Linked DNA regions of Homo sapiens: region 1 is linked to region 2. The links are chromatin loops, found by intact Hi-C in ENCODE. Cell type or tissue: spleen. All regions are shown on one strand. Links, peaks and the distances in the headings refer to the core of each region. The heading gives the core; the rest is flanking DNA. Region 1 holds the start of NKX2-3 (NK2 homeobox 3). Region 2 overlaps GOT1-DT (GOT1 divergent transcript).

Evidence for each region. Hi-C counts contacts between places; a loop is a spot of excess contacts. Peaks named below come from ENCODE experiments on the same cell type or tissue, not always from the same donor. Only the 100,000 strongest peaks of a DNase experiment are listed, where the experiment ranks them.
Region 1: it touches region 2 in a loop (2.8-fold over the local background); 22 of 110 quality-filtered maps call a loop at or near these places.

The regions. Positions count from the first base shown.
Region 1 is chr10:99,531,777-99,534,688 of GRCh38, forward strand. NKX2-3 (NK2 homeobox 3) reads left to right here and starts at 1,166. Exons shown (of 2, transcript NM_145285.3): 1 at 1,166-1,713. The coding sequence starts at 1,356. RefSeq lists an enhancer at 496-1,387. In spleen, for the core only: no CTCF peak of the experiment used is centred there; DNase peaks (open chromatin) are centred at 1,175 and 2,240; H3K4me3 peaks cover 2,500 bases; H3K27ac peaks cover 2,500 bases; H3K27me3 peaks cover 2,500 bases.
Region 2 is chr10:99,434,985-99,437,896 of GRCh38, forward strand. The region is part of intron 3 of GOT1-DT (GOT1 divergent transcript); the gene reads left to right. Among named protein-coding and RNA genes, the nearest start is that of GOT1-DT, 5.5 kb to the left of the region's middle. In spleen, for the core only: a CTCF peak has its summit at 1,179 (motif pointing right); no DNase peak of the experiment used is centred there; H3K27ac peaks cover 629 bases.

The DNA of each region.
Region 1 (2,912 bases), core at 159-2,658, 97 kb after region 2:
AAATTTTAAAAGCCTGTCGGAGAGGCAAGGCCTACATTCAGGCTCCTGATTTCAATAGGTGGAAAAGAAGGCTGCCAAGGCTGGGTCACCTCCCTTGTGAGGACAGATCCTGCTCTCAGTATGTGCCACACTCCAGCCACGCACCACCAATGCAGTCAACAAACACTGCTTGACCTCCCATACAGAAAAGCAGTCGTTGACACGTACTGAGCGCTTAACACGCGTGAGGCCGTGCACTAAGATTCTGGCATGTTTTGCCTCATTCAACCCTAGCAACAACCAAAAAAGGTATTACTGCCTTCGTTTTATAGACGAGAAAACAGACTTAGAAACGCCGAAGATCACACACTGACTAGGCCAAGCAAGAGCTGTCGAATACCAAAGTTTAGTCATAACTCTATCTTCCTTTCACATACTGCTCTGTGCGGCTGCTGCCAGGGATACAAGGGCAAAAGCAACCCCGGGACACTGCCCTCATGGAGCTTACAGTCTAACTGGGGCGACCAGGCAGGCACATACAGCTATAGAATTAAGTGGGAAGTGATAAGTGACATGCATGTCCTTTGCTAACACAAGCTGCAGGTTCAGAGCCTGAAAGAGGGGACTTCCGGCTAGACGATCTAGGAGCTCTTCCTTGGAGAACAGTTTCCACTCGTGGAGGCTAAGTGTCAGAAACATGTTCCAAGTGGAGAGAAAGCTTGAGCAAAGGCAACAAGTTGAAAAAGGACATGTCGCCCACCCATAGATAGATAAAACACTGCATCTCCTCGTGGATCCAGCGCCCAGTATTTACCCGCCAGGAAGTTTTCCTGCCCCGCGCAGCAGCTGAAAAAAACACACTCCTGGGGCATCCTTCCCTGGCGTTGGTTCGTGGACAGCAAGCCTCCCAGAACTGGCCTAGGTCGGGAAGGTGCAGCCACGCGGGAATCAATGGTTCAGGAACCGGATCTGTGCAGCCTCGCCCGCAGCGTCTCGGACTTCAGGACTCTATACTAGTCCTTGTCTATTTCTGGTAGAGCCGCAACATCCCACTCGCAGAGAGCAGGGGGCGTGGCCCACATGAGCCAGAACCTATAGGGAGGGAGGTTGGGGCGCCAGCCCCGCCCCCCCAACGTGACGCAAATCTCCCGGACAGAGGCTTAGGAGCCCGGGCCCCAGTCCCTGCAGTGGCTGTAACAAAACCCAGACCCCCAGGTCCCGGCCAATGGAGGCGATTTAGACTGGAGTGGGACCGCGTCTGTCAAAAGCCCGACTCGGCAGCAGCGGCGGAGTCCAGGAGGAGAGCTGGAGCCGCCGCGCTGCCTCCCCGCCCCCGCCGGGATTTATTATTTGGACTGGACAATTAAGTGGCCCTGATGATGTTACCAAGCCCGGTCACCTCCACCCCTTTCTCAGTCAAAGACATTTTGAATCTGGAGCAGCAGCACCAGCACTTCCATGGTGCGCACTTGCAGGCGGACTTGGAGCACCACTTCCACTCTGCGCCCTGCATGCTGGCCGCCGCTGAGGGGACGCAATTTTCTGACGGAGGGGAGGAGGACGAGGAAGACGAGGGCGAGAAATTGTCCTATTTGAACTCACTAGCCGCAGCAGACGGCCACGGGGATTCAGGGCTGTGTCCCCAGGGCTATGTCCACACGGTCCTGCGAGACTCGTGCAGCGAGCCCAAGGAACATGAAGAGGAGCCCGAGGTCGTGAGGGACCGGAGCCAAAGTGAGTAGAGGGGGAAAGAAAACGCACCCGCACACCTGGAGCAATGGCAGAGCGCACACAAACAGCCCACAGACCTTGCCAGCGCAGCTGCCCATCCCTTTACCCTTTGGCTGGGGCCATGCCTCCGCCCTGGTCACCGACAGCTCCACAAAGCGCAGGTACCTGCAAGGGAGCCGGGGTGGAGAGACAAGGACGAGGTGACCCTGACAACTACTCCCCCCAAAAGGGGGAAATGAGGGAAGGGAAGGTGGTTACTGCTGCCCTGATGCTGAGAGGCGACGTGGGCTCAGCGCCTGGGTCCTCATAACTGGCAGTATTTTTGCTCTTCCCCCCGCCCCAAAAGGCTCTTCCCCCAAAAAGGGCAGGAGCCTGGACCTTTTTCGTTTTCCCTCTAGGGTGAGATGAGTTCTCTTAGCCCAGGGCAGCCACCCCTTCTTCTCCGAAAAGACAGCCCAAGCAGCCTGTGTCTCTCGCACCCGCAGGGGCAGGAACTTTGGTGGAGGCCAGCTGGGCGGTTTCCTCCCTTCTCTGCTTGGAGCTCAGCGTCCTTGAACCCGTGGCACTCGGTAGAGAGAGAGGAGATGATCGGAAAGTGCGTGGGAACAATGTCTATTCCGCGCGACCATAGCTCTCACATCCCTAAGGCGCCAGCCTTTTTTGAAAATCCGTAACGTTTTGCTTTGTGTCCCAGGCTGCGGGCCTAATAGAAAACGCGCCGAACTTGAGTCCGAGATCTTGGCTGCTCACATCGGATGGGAAGTGAATTGATAGGGAGATGGGATAATCAAATAAAGTCCCCAAGGAAGTGTATTTAAGAGGACAGAATCACAGTCTTTCCCCAAGAGGCGGTTTGATGTGGCAGAGGCCAAGGCCTATGCTCTCATAGTTCCCAGAGCCGAAAATCGGCATGAAACTGTCTATAACTAGTCAATCAAACTTCATTTTCAAAGTGCACACAGATGTCGTCATAACATTCGCTTGTAGTCTTTTATAAGCCACACACACACACAAGTCCCTGAGCCATGCACAAGCGTTACACTCAGAACAGATTTTCGCGCAACCCATGCCCACCGGCCCACTCATACCAACACGCCTCACACCTTCAGTTATCCTTGGTGGAGTAGAATGCAAACGAGTTTGCAAATACTGTAGTTATTATGTAGTTGCAAGCCTTCATCCTGAAAATAGTCATTAGCACG
Region 2 (2,912 bases), core at 231-2,730:
GATTGCCTCTGTATGCCTCAGTTTCCTCATCTGGGAATAATAATAGTTCTACCTCATGGGATTGCTATGAGGATTAAATGATTTAATTTAATTAAATGATTTCATACAAAACTGAATTGTACTTGACACTTAGTACTCAGGTATTAACTGGGACCGTTATTATCATCACAGATGTTGTTTACAAGCACTTGCCTTTGAGATTTGTTTAGCTTTTTTATTAAATTACTAGCGGTATACTAGAACAGTACGTAGGCTGGGGCCTGGAGTCAAATTCTAGCTTTGCCTCTTATAGTTTTGAAACTTTGAGTAAATTACTTGATGTGTCTGAGTTTTAATATTCTTATATGTAATTTACTTTTAAAAAGAATTTTGCTTAGTGTTGATATACACACATTTAACACAGTTATAGAAATTATTGTTTTTACTATTGTCATATGAGGAAATTCGTCCCTGGGTTGCTGTAGGGTGCTAATGGTTAGGCAAACTCTCTTTGAAGTCTGCCTGATCTGGCCCCTTGCAGGCATGTACTCCGAAATATTTTTCAAATGGAAAAGAAAACAGAGAACACAATTTTCAAAATATCTAGAGCCCTCCAAGAAGTCTTTGTAGAGATCTATAAAATCTCAAGGCAATTTAAAGGTAATAAGACAACTTTATTAATAATTAATTAAAATGTAAATGTTAATGATAGCCCTTTGTATAGCTATATTATCTTTTTCTGAAGAATAGAAAAATGTTTTAGAAACACTATTCTCTCCACATCCTGGGGCAGCAGCCTTCTCCAAAGAAACAGAAAGAAGGAAATGGATTGCCTTAGCAAAAAAACAAATGAAGACACTCCAAATAACAGAAGAATGGGAAGGCTACAGACCTTGAAGTCAGAAGAAAATTTCCTCTCCTTGCCCCGTTTCTCCTTAAATGGATCACCAGTACAGTCTCTTACTTCTAGAGCCATGTTAAGCTTTCTTCCCCAAAGTTGTAATGTCCTTCTTTTGGTTGTGTCGTGTCCTAAAATCCTACTCTTTGGTACAAGATGAAGGTATATGAAGAGATAATGAAGGAAACAAATTCAATGTGTTTGCCAAGAACACAGTCTTTTAAATAACTCTTAAAGGGTTCGTTTAAAACAGTGTAATAAATTGTGGTAATCTAGTACACAAAGCTAGTAGGAACCTCGTTTATTAATAATATTTCAACATTGAGCAGTAGAGGGCAGCACTATCCTTCTTTTGCAAAATGTTGAGCACTCTTGAGAAGGAAAATAAAGGCAAAGCTCCTGACCCCTGTGTCTGTGTTTACTTTTACCATTAAAAAAAAACAAAAAATTGGAGTATTTTTATTATGGTTTAGGTGATTATGTATAAAGAATGTCAGAGCCTGCATTACCTGGAAGTGGTGCACCAGGTAATGCAAAAAACACGGAAGGTTTGAGGTCCCCCACTCAGGATATGGGTTCTGTCTAGTAAAGATAAACAGTAGCTTGACCCTGGGTAATCAGATAGGGTTATTGTATGAACAGACCTAATGCTCCTGCACGTTCTGGATAGAAGTCAATCTACTGAAATAGCAGGATGTAGTTTTAAAAAATGTGTGTAACTCATATAGTCTTAGCCCTGATAAGTGCTTCTAAATTCTTATTCACTGCCTTTATTCTGCTGTGTTAGTGTTGCTCTCTGTCATACGTGGGTCAGGTCAGAACTAGCTCAAATACAGTATGTGTATTATGACTTTAAGGAGTGGTGTCAGACAAGATGGGTAAAGAATGTCTTTCATGGGACTGCAGTTGGCTAAATGGCTGTGTATAAGTAGTGAAATTGAAGCCTTGTATGCTCGTCGTCATTCTATCACAGTATGATTTGAGTTTCCCTAACCGGTAAACAGCAAGAAAAAATGATCTGTTATTTTTTACTAAAGTTACTTGATGCTCTTTAGCAAGCTGACAGAATAATTCTAATTTTAGCAAATACAAAACCATGGTAATCCTAGCACATTTGGATTCTGTTTAACCCTGAAAACTCTTTTGGCAGCAAATCTTCAATGCCAATTTAGATAAATCCCACTAGGAATAAGCACTGAAAGACGTTGAGTCTAGTTCCCAGCTCTGCCATGTGAAGTTGGGCAAATTACAGTCTCTGAGCTTTTATTTCATCTGTTAAATGGAGATAATACCTCCTAGATTTATTAAAAGGGTCAATTTAGAAAATATGTATTAAAATGGTTTGAAAGCCATTTAAGTACCTAATGAATATTTCTATCACTGTAGCCCAAAAAGATTCCTGCCTAGAAGACTTTATGTCTCTTCTCCTCATTTGGTATCATTCTATTGCCTGAGATTGTTAATTAACTTTTATGTATACTCAATATTTTCTCCCAACTTGGTTGCTAGTTCCTTGAGAACTGAAACCATCAATTGCACTTCTTGGTATCCTCCACAATAAGGTATCTAGGTACTCAAATATTTGTTGGTTGATTAAAAACATAAACCACAAGACATAATTAACTCTTTTTAAAATTGTGGTAAAAAAACATGTATTTACCATCTTAATCATTTTTAAGTATACTGTATATTAGTGTTTACTATATGCACATTGTTGTGCAACACATCTCTAGGACTTTTTCATCCAGAATTCTTTTTTTTTGAGACAGAGTCTTGCTGTGTCGCCCAAGCTGGAGTTCAGTGGCACCATCCTGGCTCACTGCAACTGCTGCCTCCCAGGTTCAAGTGATTCTCCTGCCTCAGCCTCCCGAGTAGCTGGGATTACATGTGCCTGCCACCACGCCTGGCAAGTTTTTGTATTTTTAGTAGAAATGGTGTTTTACCATGTTGGCCAAGACTGGCCTAGAACTCCAGACCTCAAGTGATCCACCCGCCTCAGCAGCCCAAAGTGGTGGGATTACAGGCATGAGCAACT